Linked DNA regions of Mus musculus: region 2 is linked to region 1. The links are chromatin loops, found by intact Hi-C in ENCODE. Cell type or tissue: heart. All regions are shown on one strand.

Region 1 (5,000 bases):
AGCAAAGGCCCCGGCCGGCGATCTCCAGAACACCCCGAAAAGCGTGGGCCTGGGGGGTGCGCTGCGGCCGGGGGATCCAGTTACTACCTTTCCCCTTCCCCCAACCCACTTCCCGGGTTTTCTCGGCCTGCTCCTTCTTCCCCACCGCCTAGTCACACTTCCAGATGTTGCCGCCACCGCCTCGGGGCTCCCTCTAGAGCTCACGTGCCCCCGACGAGTGCTTCGGCATCGGCCCTCCAAACCCCGTTCCTCCCCAGGCCGGCCGGCCGGCCAGCCGCCCGCGAGACCGCCTCTCCCAGGGCCCGGGGAGGGGAGGGAAAGGCGGCGGGAGGAGGAGGGGAGGCCGCCGCTTCCCCAGAGGCAGAGAGGCGGCCGCAGCGAAGCCGGCCAGGGCCCGCCGGGGGTCGCGGAAGGAAGGGGCCCTGCCGCCCGGGGCTGAGATGGGGGCGTCCGGTAGCTCGTTCCTGACCTCCTCGCTCTTCAGCACCTCCTTGAACTCCCGCTTGATTCGCTGCACCGCGATGTTGGCCATGTCTCTGCCCGCAGCTGATTCGTACCCGCCTCCTCCGCCACCGCTACGACCACCGCCACCGCTGCCACCTCTTCCTCCGCCGCCGCCTCCTCCCTCAGCGATTCAGACCCGAGCACACGAACGCTGCCACTGCCACCCTCGCCGTCGCGTTCCTCCTCACTGTAGAATCACCTCCGCGCCCGGCCACCAAAATGGCGCCGGGTCCGCGCATGCGCACCACGCTGACCCGACCGGGCGGCGCAGCCGCTCCAGTGGGAGCCCCATACGTCTCCAGCAGCGAGCCCGCGCCGCGCCGCGCCGCGCGTCTCAGCCGGGGCTTCGGCCGCGTGGCTCCGCCCTGCCGGCGGCTGGGGCCAGGAGGGTGCGGCTTCGCGGCCTGTCCGCGGGGTCTGGGCCTGCCGGGTCCTCCCCTGCCCCTCGGCCTCCTTTACAGAGAGACCTCCAGTCCCTAGGCTGGGACCCGAGGTGGGAGCCCGGCCTGGCGGGTGTCCCCGGCCCTAGCCGGGCCGAGCCCCGCTCTAACTCGGCCAGACCCAGAACCCACGGGCTCGAAGTGCCTCCCTGTGTCTAGCGGAGGAAAAAGCTATGCAGGAACTGGGTCCTGCCCAGCGTCCGTTGGTAAACCCCCGGGAAATCCACTGCCGTAGCTTTTGTTCTGGAACCATGATAAGGCAACTATTATTCGGTCATCTCAGGTATTACAGATGTTTAAGGTTGTGTAATGGTTGTGTCCCACGGCTTGTAATTGATACAGGTGTTGCCAGAAAGAGGCCTGTGATGGGTTTAAAAGCCAGAAGTTACATCTTTGCCCTGTTTAGATAATCAATGCTGAACTGCAGAACTAAGGTGTTTTTCAAACTTGAAAGTGCCTCGGAATCCCTGGAGAGCTGGTTAAGATTGTTAGCACCTATCTCTAGAGTGTGGATGGACCTAAGAATTGGCATTCCTAGCAAGCTCCCTGCTGCCCGTTTTTCAGCGGCCACGCTGTGGGAATGACTGGATTAAGCATGTGAAGAACTGTATTTATTATAGTGACAGTTGAAGAAATAGAAGGCCGAAAGAGCTTTAAACTTACAAAGGTGTTTGGCGCTTGTATTGAGTGAATATAGTTGAGTGGAGAAAAGAGAAACGAGTAAAATTATTTAATTGAGCAATAACGTGGAGAGGCTATTTGAAAGTGGTTAGTAGAGTTTAAAACAATATGGTGTGGGTGCTGAGAGGTACTTTGAAAATAACATTTTGAGCGCCGGGCATGGTGGCGCACGCCTTTAATCCCAGCACTCAGGAGGCAGAGGCAGGCGGATTTCTGAGTTCGAGGCCAGCCTGGTCTCAGAGTGAGTTCCAGGACAGCCAGGGCTATGCAGAAAAACCCTGTCTGGAAAAACCAAAAAAGTAAAAATAAAAAAAAAAGAAAGAAAATAACATTTTGAAATTATGAAGGTGTTATTGTAGGAATATGTTTCATGTATTCACCTAATCGATCAGTTCCGTATTCCATTTTAAGACTAATGCTAGCTGAGTGTGGTGGTACAAGCTTGTAATCCTAGATTGGGAGTCAGAAGCAGGAGGACCATCAGTTCGAGAATCATGTTTCCCTCATCTGTGAGATAAGGAGGTTGTTTAAACTTCTAAGAGTTCAATTTTTCTTTTTTTTTTTCTTTTTATATTTATATTATATGTAAGTGCACTGTAGCTATGTAGCTATCTTCAGACGTCCATAAGAAGGCATCAGATCTTGTTACAGATGGGTGTGAGCCACCATGTGGTTGTTGGGATTTGAACTCAGGACCTTCAGAAGAGCAGTCAGTGCTCTTAACCGCTGAGCCATCTCTCCAGCCCCAGTTCAAAATTTCTGAAACACTCAAAACCTTTCCCTGAGTATACTGACAAATTATAAAAGATCTTCTAGCAGAGCCCCCTAGTGGTGATAAGAGGGGGTTCTACTATATACTGAACACTACAAAGGATTTTTGCCATAATATAAATCTAGAAATGTTGTAGGTATTTGTGCCAATACAACCTAAACACTTTCTATCCCACTCTGCCTAACCTCAGGAGACATAAGGATACTCAGACAGGGGGAACTAGTTATAAAGGTCGGGTGAGTTCTTGGAGAGAAAGAGACTCGATAATATTTTTCTCTGCTGAAGGTTGAACCCAGGGCCTGTGCAAGCCAAGTATGTGAACTGTGACTGACCTAGAGCTCAGCCAAGCTGTATGTGTGTATGCTCTGTGTGTGTTTATGTGCTCTTGTTATACAACCTAGGCTGGCCACAAACTAAAACCTTTTCCGACTCGGCTTCCCCAATGCTCAGACTACAGACAGACTCCTCCACACCAGGCCAAGGCTTGTGAATTTTTTAAATGCAAGTAATTGTTTAACTACAATCCCACTTTTCAAATTTATTCTATTAACATTCTAGAGAACCAAAAGAATGTAACTAGTGATATCTGAATAGCTTCCTGAGTAGTAGTATAACAATTTTTATGTCTTGGTCTTGGCAAAGCACCACAATTTTCAATGTTCGCATTAACAGGTGTGTAAAGAGCCTATTTAAATCTCTGCTCTCTTTGCAACTTATCTGTAAATTAGTAATTCTCAACTGGGTGAGGTGACTTACTCCCTTAACCCCAGCTACTTGGCAAGCTAGGTCAGGGGAGTTTGACGTAGCCTAGAGAAAAACTTATGGTCAGAGAATGAAATCTGTAGTCTGGGTGGAGACCTGACATTCCAGCTAGGCTGGTTCAGTAGCTTTGGCTAAGGGACCACCTTAAGCCCCACTAGAGATAGGCGGAATAATTAGTTCTCTAATGAGATGCTGTACTTTTCCGTCCCAGAAGCCCCACCCCTTGCACAGTAGGAGCTGAGTGGCAGCTGTGCTTCTCAGTTTCCCCACTTTTCCAAGTATTGCTTTTCTTCTTTCTGTCTGCTAAGTATGCGTCTCCTTAACACCTGTGCTCTTTCTCCCAGCACTTTGGGCTTCCTTACTCTTTCTGTAAGGCTTGCCACTGTGTGGGTGCTTATTCTCCATGACCTCGATGTCACCTTAAATGGCTCCCCGCCCTCCTTATCTCCTCCTGATAGATGCTGAAATGTATAGCTTGTCTGTCTTGAGGTTTTTCTTTTCTTTTTGTTTTTGAAACAGAGTCTCAATGTAGCTTTGACAGGCCCAGAGCTCAACAGCCGACGGGCTGGCCTCAAAAAAGATTCTCCTGCCTCTGCCTTCTGAGTGCTTGCATTAAACACACACCTCTTTTTTGGTTGGTTAGTTGGTTGGTTTTAGTTTTGAGTTTTAGGGGATTTTTTTGGTTTTTTGAGAAAGGGTTTTTCTGTGTTTGGTTTGGCTGTCCTGAAACTCACTCTCTAGACCAGGCAGTCTGGCCTTGAACTCAAGAGAGTTCACCTGTCTCTGCCTCCCAGGTTCTAGGAGTAAGGGCAGACCACAGAAGGTGACCCCAATAATATCAAGTCCTTCACTCAAAAAAAAAATTTTTTTTTAATTATTCCCAAAGAAAGAATTGGGGAGTCAATTCTCTACTTTTACCATATGAGTGACAGGGTCATCAGGCTTAGCAGTGTTAGAAATAAGTTCAGGGGTGGACAAAAGAGCCCACTATTCAAACTGAAGAGTCTGAAAAAGGCAAACTTTACCCTTTACCAATAAGATGTCCTCAGAAGCATCAACACATTGAGATAGGAAGTGCATTTGGTAGAGCCTGTGTCTCTTCCCCATTGGCTGGCTGGGGTCCCGATTCACAGTCTTAATTAGAATGAAAGGACTTGGTGCAAAGGAAAAGAATGAAAGGGGTCACTACCCTGGGCCATCAAGTTCCTGCAATACTGCAAGCCTTGGACCTTTGTGTAAAAAGTCAGGAAGGGGATAAAAACACATGAATTCCTAGTTGTAAACACAAGTTGTATAATATTGACTAGAAAAAGGACTCATATTTGGTATTTCTACAGCAACAAGCAACTTTACCCGCTGAATGGTCTCACCAGCCTCTAGAGCTGGTAAACTACTTCCTCTAGCGCCACCTTCAAAAATGTCTATCAATTCATCCATAATGCCATGAAATTATAAACCCATCATTGGGTCAATATATTGATTAACTCAGAGCCCTGATGATCCCACTCAATGATTTGATCCACTACTTGGGTCTTCAAAATATAAATGTTTTCAGGGATTATGCTTCGTGTCCGAGCTATAATAGAAACTGGATAATCTAGGCATAAATTTTTTTGCAACCGACTTTTAGTAAAGGTGCACCTCTCTAGCCCCCACCCCAGCAGTGGTCGTGGGAGGTGTGGGGGAAGTGGACCTGTTAACCACTAGTTATTTGGGGGCGAGCTCAATCTTCTTTAGTAGCAATCCAGTCCCATAGCAAACACCTAACGTGACTCAGCAGCTGCAGTCCAGTCCTCTCAGCAGGCAGACACCAGGCACGAACCAGCAGCTGTAGTCAATCC
Region 2 (5,000 bases), 200 kb after region 1:
AGGCCAATAGATATTTTAGGGAATTATAATTTGAGGTTATGCACATAATCAAATTTGTGTGTTAACCGTGAAATGATACACTTATTATTTTATTATTTTAAAAGGGAAAGTCCTTTTTCAGTAAGTAAGTATGTAGATTTGCTTGGTGGGAACTTCCTATCAGATATAGGATATAAAAACCACCAGGCAAAGTTTATATACCTGTAGTCCACTCAAGAGTTAACATGCTAATTGGGTATCATCTAAGAATTAAGCTCACTGATGGAGTTCATACCTGATTTCCTAAATTAGAATGTGTTGCTCTGAATGGTGATAGATGATTGTATTCCTAAATGTCTCCAAGGTCATTTAGGTCATTAGTCCGAACCAAGGGTTCAGACTGCAGATGTCACAGAGGGACTGCCTGACAGACTGTTTTCTGTGAGGAAAACATTCCAACGAACCCAATGAATCAGGATTTGCAAATATTTATCCAGAGGGTGGAAGGTCATTTGTTGCGGCACAGTGAAGATTCAATTGATTTCTGCTGATTTTTCAAAGTCTAGTGAAAGACAATGTGACCATTGTGCTCTTGAGGATGGTTTCAAAGTGAGTCAGGAGTCCTACGGCTTAGATAGGTTAAGGGAGACAGAGGCATTGATAAGGAGTCACACAGATGTGATTAGAATATAAAGGAGGGCCAGGAGTCAGGTCCCGTGCCTTGCTTCTATGCCATTTTCAGAGCACTGCCTGTGTCTGGGGATGAGGCTCATGTATGTGGATTAGGAACTATCAGATCCAACTGTTCACAAGATGAGGAAGAACTAAGAAAGATCCTATTGTCAATATTCTAACTTTTGGAACAGAGAGTTTTTTCATGGAACACAGACAATTCCCCTAGCATTTCTGTTCCCAAGTGGGAAGGAAAATAGTTCTGATTTTCACAAAATTGGCTTTGTTGATTAAAAAAGAAATCCCCACAGCCTCTCTTTTAAGGATTCAAGCAAAAGTATTGAGCACTATATAAGCAGATCTAAGACATAATATTTCCATTTAGATGTGTCTTTTCAACATGAAGTCTTCAATCATTAGGGAAAAGCAGACAGACAACAACAAACAGGGGTTAGAGAGATGGCTCAGCAGTTAGTAGCATCTACTGTAATTGCCCGGGGTTGGGTCCCCAGTCTGGTATAAAATGGGTGTGGTGGTGCAGGTCTGTAATCTGACTCAGCATTTGGGAAGTGGATGCAGGAGGATCAGAAGTTCAAGAAGTCTTAGCTACACTGCAAGTCTGAGGGCAATCTAAAATACACGCTATTCTGTCTTAAAAAGAAAAAGAAGGGGCTGGTGAGATGGCTCAGTGGGTAAGAGCACCCAACTGCTCTTCCGAAGGTCCGAAGTTCAAATCCCAGCAACCACATGGTGGCTCAGAACCATCTGTAATGAGATCTGATGCCCTCTTCTGGTGCATCTGAAGACAGCTACAGTGTACTTCCATATAATAAATAAATAGATAAATAAATCTTTAAAAAAAAAGAAAAATATATACTAAAAATAACGATACAAAACTATACAAGTTTACTTTTTCATTCTTTTCTGAGACTAGATCATTCTGTATAGCCTCAGCTTGTCCTGGAACTTGCTATGTAGACCGGCTGGCCTGGAACTCAGACACCCTCTTGCCTCTTTTCCCCAAGGGCCGGGATTAAAGGTGTGAGCCACTATACCCAGTTGCAAGTTTTCTTTTTTTTTCTTTTTTGATGGTTAGGGTTGTGGTAGTTTGAATATGCTTGGCCCAGGGAGTGGCACTATTAGGAGGTATGGCCTTGTTGGAGGAAGTGTGTCATTGTGAGGGTGGGCTTGGAGACCCTCCTCCTAGCTTCCTAGCAACAGTCTATTCCTGGCTTCCTTCGGATGGCAGATGTGCACCGGAACTTCAGCTCTGCCAGTGCAGTGCTTCCTGCCATGATGATAATGGACAGAACCTCACAACCTGTAAACTGCCCCCAATTAAACGTCCTTTATAGGAATTGCCTTGGTCGTGATGTCTCTTCACAGCAATGGAAACCACAACTGAGATAAGGACTTTATTTTTAAAAAGATTTATTTTAAAATTATGTGTAGGGCTGGAGAGATGGCTCGGAGGTCAGGAGCACTGGCTGCTCTTCCAGAGGTCCCGAGTTCAATCTCCAGCAACCACAGGGGTAGGTCACAACCATCTGTAATGGGATCTGGTGCCCTCTTCTGGCCTGCAGGCATACATGCACGAGAACACTGTCTACATAATAAGTAAAAATGGTTTTAAAAGAAATAAAATTATGTGTAGTATGTATATCTGTGAGGAGGTATGTGCGTATGTGCACCATATATACACATTGCCCGAGAAGGTCAGAAGAGGGCACAGATCCCTTGGAAGTGCAATGTAGGTGACAGGAACCCAGTTTTGGGAACTTGGCATGAGCAGCATGTGCACTGTGGAGTCCTCTCTCCAACCCCCATGGTCTTTTTCTTTTTCTTTCTTTTTTTTTTGGGGGGGGGAAGGGTGCACAAGGGGCTGAACTCACAGAGATCTTAGCCTATGAGCTATGAGTGCTGGGATTAAAGGTGTATGCCACCATAGCTGGCATAGGTAAGTTTTATGTATCTTAGTCATTGATGTAAAGCACAAAGATTACTGTGCATTGGTGTATGTTGTAATGTTATATGAACAAAATTATATCATACATCTGCTGTGTACATCTTTCTAGAGATTAGTTCACAGATTTTACTGATTTCTCAATGGATCACCAATTATTATCAATTATTATCTCAATATATCAACCAATTATTGTCCTAAGCAAAGCTGTGGAGTATAGATGCATCTAATTTTGGAGTGCTCTCCCACTTAATTGATTTTGTGCTTTTGAGTGTGAGCACACGCCTGCCAGTGCGTGTGTGTGTGCGTGTGTGTGTGTGTGTGTATAGGCATCAGAGGACAGATTTTTTTAAGAGTTGACTCGCATTCCTTCCATCTTGTTTTTGAAGCAGGGTCCTTCTGGTTATCTCTGCCACATGTGTGCAAGCTTTATAATAATGATGATCATTGTTGACTTAAAAACACTGTGGTCATCCACATATAATGGTGCATGCCTGTAATCCTAGTACTGGGGGCGGGGGAGGGGGGTGAGTCAGGAGGATCTCAAGTTTGAGACTAACCTGGGTTATACACTGAGACTGTCTGAATTGAACTCAAACCAAATCAAGTAACCACCATTGCTGCTGCCGCCACCAGCACCAGCACCAGCACCATCAGAGAATGCTATTACTACTTGATATGTGGCAGAAATAGTTGTGTCTTAACAGATGAGGACCCTGAGTCACAATTACTTCTCTATGGTCTTGTAACTATTACATAGTAGAGCAGGAACTGAACGAATGGCTTCAGAGGGACCTAAGCAGGGAAGTCCTTCTCACCAGTGACTGTTCACTTGTTTCTAAGTTGGGGATTATTATTGTTGGTGAATTTTAACCCAGAACAGTGCAAAAAATGCATGTGGGTTACATGTTACAAAAAATGCAGAGTATGGTACTCACCTTTAATCCCAGACTCAGGGAAGCAGAGGCAGGCGAATCCATATTGTGTTCCAGGCCAGCCAGGAATACATAGAGAAATCCTCACTCAAAAAACCAAAATTATGTTGCAATAGACATCTACTTAAATACAAACTCTTGTATTCCTGAAGGCTTTACTGTCTTTCCCAGTAGATATGGTGTCATAAAATGACAAGACCCAACAAGAAGTGGTTAGAAAAAGATTTCAAAGTTCAAGGCCAAAGTTTGATACTGCCCTCTACACTAAATTCTTTGATAGTCACGTTTTCTCTTAAAGTTATATGCAATTGTTAATTTCTATTCCACAACCAGGTTGCTCATTTACTCATAGGAAACTTGCTGGCCAGGTGTGGGCTACCACCCCTATAATCCCAGCAGTGGGGTGGTGGAGGCAGGCCCACTAGAGTTTCATAGCAAGAGCAGCTTCCAAAGCTTGCTTATCCTAAATCTTTTCTTGTTTTTTTTTTTTTTTTCCCCTGTGTGGGCGTGTCTTGGTTATGTCAAAGATTTGACTATTCTTTAAGAGACTTAATGAAGCTTTAGGAAGGAATTAAGGGGCTAGTTTTCTTCCTTCCTTCCTTCCTGTCTTTCTTTCTTAGATTTATTTATTATATGTAAGTACACTGTAGTTGACCTCAGACACTCCAAAAGAGGGCATCAGATTTCATTACGGATGGTTTTGAGCCACCATGTGGTTGCTGGGATTTGAACTCAGGACCTTTGGAAGAGCAGTCAGTGATCTTAACCGCTGAGCCATCTCTCCAGTCCCGGGGGCTAGTTCTCTTAGCTTGGTAGTTTTAGAGCAAAGACATTGGGGCTGAGGGTTGCCCAGTTGGTTGCATGCATTCACAGTAGCTCTGAGTTTGATCCCTTGCATCGTGTAAAGCAGGAGTGTTGGCATATATCTGAGATTTCAGCGTTTGGGAGGCAGTAGAGAAATCAGAAGTTCAAGGTCATTCTCAGCTACATAAGGAGTTTGGGACCTGGACAAGTCACATGATCTTCTGCCTCAGAAAAACAACCCCCCCAAACAAACAAAATGCCTTTACTGTAAACAGTCCGTTAAATGCAAACATATACCCACGTGATGGAAGGTTCCCTGAAAGTTGTTCTCTGACCACAGCTTGTCATTCCATCTTCAATAGATAAATGTATTAAAAAGTTAAAAAAAATGTCCATTCACTAAGGGTCTGTTAGTTTGAGCCAAAATCAATAGGTCAAACATTAAAAATAAAATAAATCAGTGTAAAGTTTGATGAGAACAGTTGACCTTTGCGGGGCGCATCGAATACACTTCATCCTACCGTGGTGGCAGTAAGAACTTCTGGAAGCGGCTACAGAGCACTGCCCTTGCAGCACGTGCGTGTACTGCAGGAAGGAAGCCACCTGGGAACCCGGCTTAGAGGAAGTCAGCCTCAGATCCCAAATTG

Evidence for each region. A loop is a pair of places that touch in the nucleus more often than their neighbours do. Peaks named below come from ENCODE experiments on the same cell type or tissue, not always from the same donor. Only the 100,000 strongest peaks of a DNase experiment are listed, where the experiment ranks them.
Region 2: a loop joins it to region 1, with 2.2 times the contacts of the local background. A loop is called at or near these places in 1 of 42 quality-filtered maps.

The regions. Positions count from the first base shown.
Region 1 is chr5:65,533,016-65,538,015 of GRCm38, reverse strand. It overlaps Ube2k (ubiquitin-conjugating enzyme E2K), which reads right to left and starts at 771. Exons shown (of 7, transcript NM_016786.4): 1 at 470-771. The coding sequence starts at 532. It also overlaps a transcript of Smim14 not described here. In heart, CTCF peaks have their summits at 1,088, 2,257 and 2,459 (motif pointing left); DNase peaks (open chromatin) are centred at 215 and 825; H3K4me3 peaks cover 1,754 bases; H3K27ac peaks cover 1,717 bases.
Region 2 is chr5:65,335,802-65,340,801 of GRCm38, reverse strand. It overlaps a transcript of Rfc1 not described here. Among named protein-coding and RNA genes, the nearest start is that of Rfc1, 2.7 kb to the right of the region's middle. In heart, a CTCF peak has its summit at 2,230 (motif pointing left); no DNase peak of the experiment used is centred here; H3K4me3 peaks cover 682 bases; H3K27ac peaks cover 534 bases.